Linked DNA regions of Mus musculus: region 1 is linked to region 2. The links are chromatin contacts, found by Hi-C or POLR2A ChIA-PET in ENCODE. All regions are on one chromosome and are shown on one strand. Each heading gives the region's core, a stretch centred on a gene start or an enhancer-like site at or near the end of the contact. The rest is flanking DNA. Distances are from core to core; before and after follow the strand shown.

Region 1 (4,818 bases), core at 2,308-4,807, 150 kb after region 2:
TTACTGAAGCATTCAAGGCTCACTATGATAGTCATGTATGACTGGGCTTTGTGACTAGAGGAAACTAGGGATTTGTGTTCCAACAAGCTGACACTTGGTTTGTGGCCAGGCATGGTCTCAGGGTGAGCTGCTCTATTTTCCTGGCCTTGGTGCTCATGTTTTTGTTTTGGTAAAGCTCAGGTAAGGTTTGGAAGCTCTTTCATGTCCTGTAACTCAATGACTGTCTGGGCCGACAAGGCTGGAGAGGATTAGTCCCATCACTCTCTCCACAAGCACACACCTTGGATATTAATGGTGCAGCTGGTTGTCAGCCTTGCTTTTTCTGAATCCTGCTTTCCTTGGCACATCTTGCTTTCTTTAGTAGGAGGGGACCTGAGGGTGGGTTTCTCAGCAGATGAATTTAGAATTTAGTCCAAGTCTGCAGCCATGGATTGCTGACAAAAACTGTTTCTATTTGTGGGGTTTCCCTGGAGTAAGTTGCTGTGCTAGCTTTGGACTTTCTTCAGACTCAGTCTCTAACACTGTCCTGACTGCAAAGTCCTCTGACCTCCCTACGTGGGCATTTCAAGGGTAAAGTTACACATGGGTACTTTTGTGGCAGATTATCTTTTTTTTTAAACTAGGCACATGTATGGTATGTGTTTATATAAACATGTTTGCATATGTATAGGGATATTTGTTCATGGCACATATGTATGTATAAGCATGTCAAGGCCCAGAGGTGCTAGTTGCAGATTAAATTTTTAGTCAATTTAAAAAGTAAAAAAAAGTCAGGAAAAGTCATTTCAAGTGTGTGGTCCAACATATCTGAAGCCTTGCGTTTGAAGTTTAGGTGCTTGAAACTCATTGTGTATTTTATAAGTACTTCACATCTTCTTTAGAACTAGCTGCATCCTCGGTGCATACATGGCTGATAGCTCCTGGATTGGAGATGCATGTCTAGAAAAATTCTTCCCAAGAAAAATTATAACAGAGAAGCAGCAGCTCACCCCCCACAGACACACACACCCTCTCCTCAGCTCATAAAGGAGTATAAGCCACTCATTCTAGCATCTATCACCGTTAGCATTGCCACACATCAACTGTCTGACACAAAGAATCTCTTTGAGCCATAGTAGAATTAGCAAAAGTATTTTCCTGTGATCTGGCAGCTTCCAGAACTTGCCAAACGTTGAACAGCACTATGTGCACACACTGACAAAGCAAACTGATCTGAGCAGCTAAACGGCCCAAATGCTCAGAAAGACATGCTTCTGTTGCCTTCTGTATGCTCAATGCACCTTCCATTACAAGGTTGCAGGAAACTTTTTTTTTTTTTCCAAATCTGCAAAAATGTGCAAACAGAAGGGTAAGCCTTTTTGAGTCAAGGGGACTGGAGTACACAAATGTAAGGAAGACATGGTCTCTCACTGAAACTTCCGGCTGGGGAGGGAAGACCATGGATAAACTACACAAAGGGCTTGTGTCTACAGTGTGGGGAGGATGAAAATGAGCTGCCGGTGCCTCTCAACTATGGCCAAGGATTCTTTTGCAAATCCACATTAGAATATCATGAAGCAACCCCCACCCGTTTTGTGGGCTGATTTGTTGAAATTGCTTGAAAGTTAGGGTCAAAGGGACTTGGAAAGTGGATCAGGTTGTTTTTATCGGGGAAAGGAAAAAACAACAGATATGAAAGGTGTGGATTCCTCTGTGGTGACAAGTTGGGGTTTTTCCCGAGGACAGACAGGCAGCTTGAAGCATCCCCACTTGCCTCCTAGATTGCCAACGGTGCCTTTTGGATATAACTTAACCTGCATGCCTTTAGCTTTCCATGTGCTATCGCTGAAATGATCTACTTAAATTACTTAGAAACAATGCCTGGGCCACAGGACGCACCCGTGTGATGCCCCTAATGGTTAGGTTGAGCACTAAATATGCAATAATTGTTACCTATTTTGCCCTCTATTGTTCTTAAAGTTTCACGAGAGGAGGCAAGGCTGTTGAATCACGTAATAGGAAAAGAGAACAGGCAAACATTAATGAGTATTGAATCCCTCTCTAGATGGCAAACCTGGGGTAAAGAGTTCAAGGTGATTTGCCTAAGGGCTTAGAGGCTGCTCCTAAAATAGGAGGGGCTCCTTTAAGGAGGTGGTGATGGAGGTCCCAATGGGCAAGTGCTTAGTATAGGTACAGGTTGGAGTTGCAAAGGAGACCAAAGTTAACCTGGCTTGTCCTGTTCTTTGGCCTTATACCTGCTGTATACAAAGAGGTTACAAACCCAGAATCAGTGACACTCAATAGCATGCTGTACAGAAAGCAGGTAGGCTGAGCTCTGTAGAACCATTTGTTTTCATTACAAGGATTACTGTTAACAGGTCTTTAGCGGTAGCAGACAGACCCCCATTTAGGATGTTATGATATATTTTGGCGCGCTCTCATATCCTGGCACAGTGCCTGGCCTGGCACCCAGATGACACCCGGGGAACGTTTGTGGAATGAATACGTGCAGTCTAGTTTGTAGGGTGGGATGGGGAAGGAGACAGTAGGATAACTTTGCCTGTGATGCAAACTCTTCTTCCCAAGACCAAAGTTCTATGCACTTTGCAGCCTGGAGCCTACACTATTTTCTGGTGTGTGGAAATCCATTTCAGCCCAGAGGCTTGGGTTGAAGACTTGCAGCACGCCTCGCCTGGACGCACTCATCTTAGTATAAGCAGTTTTCTCTGAAGCCCTTATTTTTTTGGTTTGCGGTTTATTTACTTTAGCGTTTACAGATTCCAGGAGCATAGGGGTCTTAGAAGCGGGGTCAGGACCGAGGTCGCGGTTTGTATTTCTTTCCTGCTTCGCGATCACAACATCAGCAAGTCACAACATGGTTCCTTTATTTGCTCACTCGTCAGGGTAGCGTTTCTTTTACCTCCTACCGGGCGACGAAAGACAGACCCAGCTCGAATTCAGAAAAGGGCTCTCACACGATTACCCCGCATCCTCAATAGCAGGGACCACCCCATTTCCAGACTTAGTTTTTCATGCAGACACTAGCAGGATCCAATAAAAAACTAGACCAGATTTAATAAAGACAAACTTGTTTCTTTAATCCTTGACCGCAAACACTGGCGTTTTTGTGCCTCGGATTTCTGAAATTCTTGGCTCCAGGACACAGGGCGCGCGGGGGTGGGTAAATAGCTTGTAAAAACTTCCCGAAGCAGTAATCCGAGCTCTTCCTCTCTCTCCGGACCCTAGTGACACCTGACTTTAGGAAGGGAAGATACAAGTCAAAAGAGAAGGGTTCACAGAGGTAGGGGACATACCCAGTGGGTCGGGCTTGCCAAACCTGGGGAGTCCGGTGTTCAGACACAAGTTCGCAACCCGAGCCTTCAGCCTGGGCGCCTCTTCCCCCTCCCACCCCTGGTCAGCGCGCGGGAGTCTATTTAGAACCCAGCCCCGGAGCCCAGGGGATTCTGGGACTTGTAGTCCCTCTGCGCAGCCCCAGGCGCCGGCACGACCTGGGACTCGGACTACATTGCCCAGGGAGCTTCCCGGCCTATATAAGCGGTCGGGCGCTGCTTTAAAGTGCAGTAACCATGTGGATGTTCTGCTGAAGCGTTTCCTCAAGCCTGCCGGGGTGGGAGGAGAGGAGGAGGTGGTGGTGGTGGAGGAGGTGGAGGCAGAGGGTGGAGAGAGAGAAAGCGCACGCCGAGAGGAGGTGTGGGTGTTCCGCTCCCATCCTAACGGAACGAGCTCCCTCTTCGCGGACATGGGATTGCCCAGCGGCTGCTAACCCCTCTCCTGGTCCTGATCCCCCAAACCGGCGTGGCTCCCCGGTCACCAAGGTAGCTGCTGGGGCCGGGCAGAGGGCGCGGGGAGTTGGCACTAGCTCCCGTGCGCAGAAGTTTTTGCCCTGATCACCGGGAGTTCTTGGTGGCTTTGGTGGCTTTGCATGCACTTGGCGTGTATTTTGGGGCTTCTTTCCCTGTGAACAGTTTTGGGGGGAGGTATATATTTTTTTTCAGGCTTAAGTAACCCCAAACGTCCTCGACTCTAGTGACCGGTTTCAACCTCCTTCCCCGTATTGAAATGGCATTCCCCCAAGTTGGAAACGGTTGGAGTGTCTGCAGGAAATAGTTTTTTTTCCCCCTGGGGGGGGGTATTTGAGGGGGTCATATGAGTTCGCTCAAGGAAATAATCTTTCTAAAAATGTAGCTAGCCCTGTTGCGCTGCTCAGCTGGTAGGATAATGCATGCGTGGGGGTCCCCGTGGGTTAAAAAAAAAAAAAAGGAAGAAAACCGGAGGAAGGGGGGGGGGGGCGATGAGGAAAGAAGTGTGGACGGAGCTCGTGCCCAATGAGGACGCGGGTTTCACATACTTGGCCTCCACGCGGGGAAACAAGTGCTTTGGGATCTCAACACGTCCCTTACTTCCATCCACCTTCAATCCCCATCCGGCGTGTTCGAAGTTTCTGCGTGTCTGATCTTTCTGGCCAGCTACTGACGGGAAATAAGCATGCTGGGTTTGCTTTTATTTGGGGGAAAGAGATCCCTCCGACTTAGCTGCTAAATTTGGAGGGGAGTGGGATCTGCAGGAAAAGCGGAGGCTATAAAAGTCAAAACTTGGATTTGAGAATTTCTGATAGACCCTCGCGAGATCCCCTACTCAGTCTTCTTTCTTTGTTAAATATTTAGGAGCTGATTACAAGGGACCAGGATTTGCATCCTTGGCTGGGCGTCCATTGGCTACAGAGTGCCTGACCTGGGTCAGGTGAGTGTGCGAGCCGAGTGCTGTAGTCAAAAATGGGTTTTTGTCCTAAGCATTTTCTAAGTCCTCTTGTAGCTGCCA
Region 2 (4,441 bases), core at 1,084-3,583:
GACTCTAAAACAACAACAACAACAACAAAAAAAAAAAAAAAAAAAAAAAACTAAAACCCATGATGGGTGTTCCAATGACCATGTTATGGCTACAATGTAAAACCTAATTATAAAATTCTAGGGTCTCATTTCTTCCCTGGTCTATTAAAGTCATCTTTTTAAACTATGCTATTCTCTATATCCCCAATTGTTCTTACTGTCATTGCTACAGTTTGAAGACAGGTTTCTAATTATTTCTATTGCTGCTTAAAACTAGAACTAAGTAAGAGGTGATAAAAATGAAAACTACTATGAAGATAGAACCAAGACTTGAGCACAACTATCTCCTTATTATGCCGGCCGGGGGGATGGGTGGGAGGTAAGGACGCTCTCTGCTTGCTGCTTGGATGCTCTGTTAGATTACCAATAAAAGTTTGTCGAGGAGTCAATTAGTTCTAGTCATTTTAAGCTTAAGGATCCTATAAGTCAGAAAGTAAAAGCATCCTATATTCATAACTGAAGTAGAGAAGAAGCTAAGGGCTGGAGACTGCCATCCTAGTCCTTTATGTCTGAAACCATATTGGCAGGGGAAGGTCATGCACCTGACCTGGCTATGCCAAAGGCTGAAGGAGGAGGATCCGTTAAACCTACACATCGAGTACAGGCCTTGGCAAAATATCAAGATCCTATCTCAAAATAATGATAACTTCTGGATCCTGGTTGTCTAGTTAATGTTTCTATTGCTGCAACAAAACCCCATGACAGACGATAAATCAAGATAGAGTCACTTGTCACCAAGCTGAAACTAACCTGTCTATGTAACCTTTTGCAGAAATAAAGAACTAAAGAGATAACAGACAAATATCCCAGGATAATAAAATTCCTCTGCCTTAATCTTAGCACACAAACATTACTCTGGTGCTAAGCAATGATTTATTTTCCTACTGTTCTGTATTCCTGCCCATGCCTTACAGGGATAGAGTAACTATGAAAGGACCATTCTTCTTTTGTTTATTGCTTCTGCTTTTCCATCTCTTCTCTTCCTATACAACCAATGCTACGCTCAGAAAATCAGAATGCTTATTCTACCTTACAGGGTGAAATGTTGTCCTTTTTCTAGAATTGAAAATAAAGCCAATTAAGACATTTAGATGCAGTGGTTCATGCAAGTAGTCCTAATAATCAAGAGGATGGAGAGTTCAAAACCACACTGGGTTTCATACTAATAACCTGTCTTGAAACAAATCTAGCTAAATACACACACACACACACACACACACACACACACACACACACACACACCTAAGTATATAGAATATATTTATTTATGCACACATACATTTGTAATTTTTTTCTCTAAAACACAAAGATGAAAAACCTAAGATCCTGCATTTTGTAAAGCTGCCCCGTTTGTATGGATCTGTAACAATTCCAGAAGCTAGAGTAATTTGGTGACTTTCATAGATAACTCAGGAACAGCCTACCTGCAAGCTACTCATCAACTACTCCCTTCTTCCTCTGAAACCTCTAAGAAGAAATGCCTGCTCTGCCGTGAAGGCCCTTTGTCTGCCTGTCTGTCTGTTTGCCTGTGTCATCAATGTATCTTCTAATGAATCTCTTATAAGGACAATCTATTTCAGTGTCCCCCTTTAGCCTCCAAACTTTTGGTCAACAAGAGTGGATGCCCTGTGGGACCCTATTATCACAGAAAGCAGTGAAGATAGAAAATTAGAAGAAGAGGAGGAGGAGGAAGAGGAGAAGGAGGGGGAGGAGGAGAAGAAGGAGGAGGAGGGGATAGAGGGAGAATAAGAAAAAGAAGCAAGACAAGCAAAATGGGGAGATTTGGCAATGTTAACATTTTCCACCAGATACAGAAACTCTGGCGTGATCAGTGAGTGACTCTACTCAAAACAGGTTTTTGTTGTTTTGTATAATGGGACAAGGTGAGCTTACAAGGAGAGGACCTTATCAAAAACAAATTCTGTGCCAGTCACCCAACTTCTCCGCGGGTTCTAGATCTTTATATTCTCTGGACTGTATTTTCTCCCTCAGCTTAGACGATACATTTCCAAACACCTACTAAACCCTCAAAGGCTGAACAAACAACCAGGCTTCACAAGGTTCCCCAGAAAAAAACGAAAACATTTCAAGTTCTCCAAATTTTGTACCTTTTGTGGTTCTGAAATTATCAGCTATGTATCTAGTTTAAAACAGTGGGATCCAGAGGAAAAGCACCCCAACGACGCTGAGGGAGGTATCTCCCTCACCTGCAGCCTGTTGGGACGGAAAACTACAACTCCCATGAGGAAGTAGGGCCGCAGAATCCACAACTCCCAGCATCCTCCCGGAGGCCCAAAATGGTCAGGCGAGTAGTCGAAGCGAGACCATAAATGTCTGCGGAAGGTGTGGAGAAGCTTTCTCTCGAGATAGCAGCATCTGAGGAGGAATCTGTAGCCCCGACAGAACAACAAGATGTAGCGTGCGGCCTGGAGAACTTGCCTGTGAGCTTGTGGCCTTTGGGGGCGGAGCCCAGGCCTAAACCTTTCCAGGTAGAGGCAGGGCTAAGTGGCTGAAAGGGCTGGGGGTGGTGCCCTTTTCTTTGGGGGCGGAGCCAGAGGGCGGCGCTAGAGGGCTGTCCCTTTCCCCCGGGGGCGGGGCCAGTGCCCTTTATATGGGGGCGGAGCTAGAAAGCAGCTCACCGATCTTAGGGGCGGTGCTAAAGGGCCTGTCTATTTCCCTTCTCTCCCCAGGCGGGGCCAGCGCTGTTCTAGACTGGGTTGGAGGGATGTCCTGTAGCCCCACAGGGGCTGACTACAAGACTCCTCTTAATTCTCACCAAGGGGAGCCTGCACCCTTCCATGTTGGGGCGGAGATAGAGGCCTGCGGACAGCCTCCATGGAAGGAACCAGAGAGCTGCTTATATCTTGAGTAGTTGAGGCCAATGCCCATGTAGAGCCAGGTCTAAAGAGCTGGGGGGAGTAGGAAGCTGGGGGGGGGGGGGGTGAGTAGGAAGGGGATTGTTTCACACTTCGCTGCAGAGCAGAATTCCAGGGCTACTCACTGCCCCCGGGGGCGCTAGAGCTCTTTCCTAGAAGCCAAGAAAGAGAGACACATAGCTCCCCCACGTGGTAGTAATTGTCAAATTGGCTGTAACAACAGGCTTCTTCCCCCCCACACACACACACACACCCCACCCCACCCCCGATATTTTTATTTTTTTTTTATTAGCACACGGGGTATCTAGTTTAACTATGGCATTTTTAAAATGTTCATTAGCAAATGTTGATTATACATAATAATGAGTTTTGTGATGACATTTTTCCACATATGCACAGAAGGTGTTTTGATGATATGCACCACCACCCTCTCTGGTCCCTCACCCTCTCCCAGTAATCCTTCACCTTCCTGGCTAGTGCCCCTTTTATCTTTCATCTCGCTGTGGTGAGTGTGTGTGTGTGTGTGTGTGTGTGTGTGTGTGTGTAGGAGACAGAGAGCCAATGAGTTTCATCAAGGTTGTTTACTGGAACTGCAGTCTTCTTGACGTCTTACTATTATTTACTCTTTGAGAATCCCATACAATATGTTTGTCATCCTTTTTCCCTCCCCCAAATCCTCACAGATCCTTGCCCACCTCGCAATCTACCCAATTTCATGTTCTTTCTCTCTCGAGGGGGAAATAAGCTGTTGGTCTGAAAGAAAAGTTCTTAAATGGACAGAATTTAATATTTTTCTTTGAACCTGTAATAAGACCTTAACAAGGATTCTTACCTTATACTGTCTGTAAAATAGCAGTTCCCTAACATGTGTGTGGCAGAGGCGTGACTTTTCAGAAAGCTTTTTCCCCCTGTCTGGCTTGTACTCAGAACTTACTGAGGGATCAGAGAAAACCATCTCCATGTCTGGTCTCGGCTATCTGACATGTAAGAAAGGCTTGGTTATGAATCTCAGCCCCTGGAGTCAAACTTAGCTGAGGTCTCCGCCATGCTGAGAGATCTTGGACACACATAAATTAACTTCTTCAGATCCTCAGAAGCCCTAGAGTTTAAGTCATAGACCCTCTTCTCAGCTGCTTGGGAATTACTGTTCCTAGTGCTCTGTAGGAACTCAATAAATGGCTGCTACCTCAAAGCCCTACTCCACCCTTCAACCCCTCAGACCATGGCCTAAGTTGCTTATGGAATAGGGAAAGACCAAAGATGCTGGCAGAGGGGTGCCCCCTCGGATGTCAGACTTAAGAGTATGACTTCAGCATCTTACCTACTCCACAGAGTTTGTTGTTTTCGAAGTGAAAATAACTTTAAAATTGTATAGCTTTCCCCCATCCAGAATAAGAACAAATTAGGGCTGCTCTTTCTTCCTTCTAGGATTTTATGAGCAGAAAATGGGATAATACATTCTATAGCAGATTTCAAAAGGTGAAGCAGGATTTCAATGTGAGAAATAGCGCCCTCTCATCTATGAC

Evidence for each region. A loop is a pair of places that touch in the nucleus more often than their neighbours do. ChIA-PET counts read pairs that join two places held with the same protein, here RNA polymerase II (POLR2A).
Region 1: a loop to region 2 is called in a map of T-helper 2 cell, with 4 times the contacts of the local background. The contact joins the promoter of Itpr1 here to the promoter of Setmar in region 2. A Hi-C loop is called at or near these places in 3 of 37 maps with a recorded cell type or tissue (T-helper 17 cell, T-helper 2 cell and regulatory T cell). POLR2A ChIA-PET finds 5 or more read pairs at or near these places in 4 of 5 experiments (Patski and embryonic stem cell).

The regions. Positions count from the first base shown.
Region 1 is chr6:108,209,539-108,214,356 of GRCm38, forward strand. Itpr1 (inositol 1,4,5-trisphosphate receptor 1) reads left to right here and starts at 3,558. Exons shown (of 62, transcript NM_010585.5): 1 at 3,558-3,815; 2 at 4,665-4,740. It overlaps Gm38872 (predicted gene, 38872), which reads right to left and starts at 3,380. Exons shown (of 3, transcript NR_167935.1): 1 at 3,317-3,380; 2 at 3,068-3,235; 3 at 2,718-2,902.
Region 2 is chr6:108,062,712-108,067,152 of GRCm38, forward strand. It overlaps Setmar (SET domain without mariner transposase fusion), which reads left to right and starts at 2,334. Exons shown (of 2, transcript NM_178391.4): 1 at 2,334-2,528. The coding sequence starts at 2,370.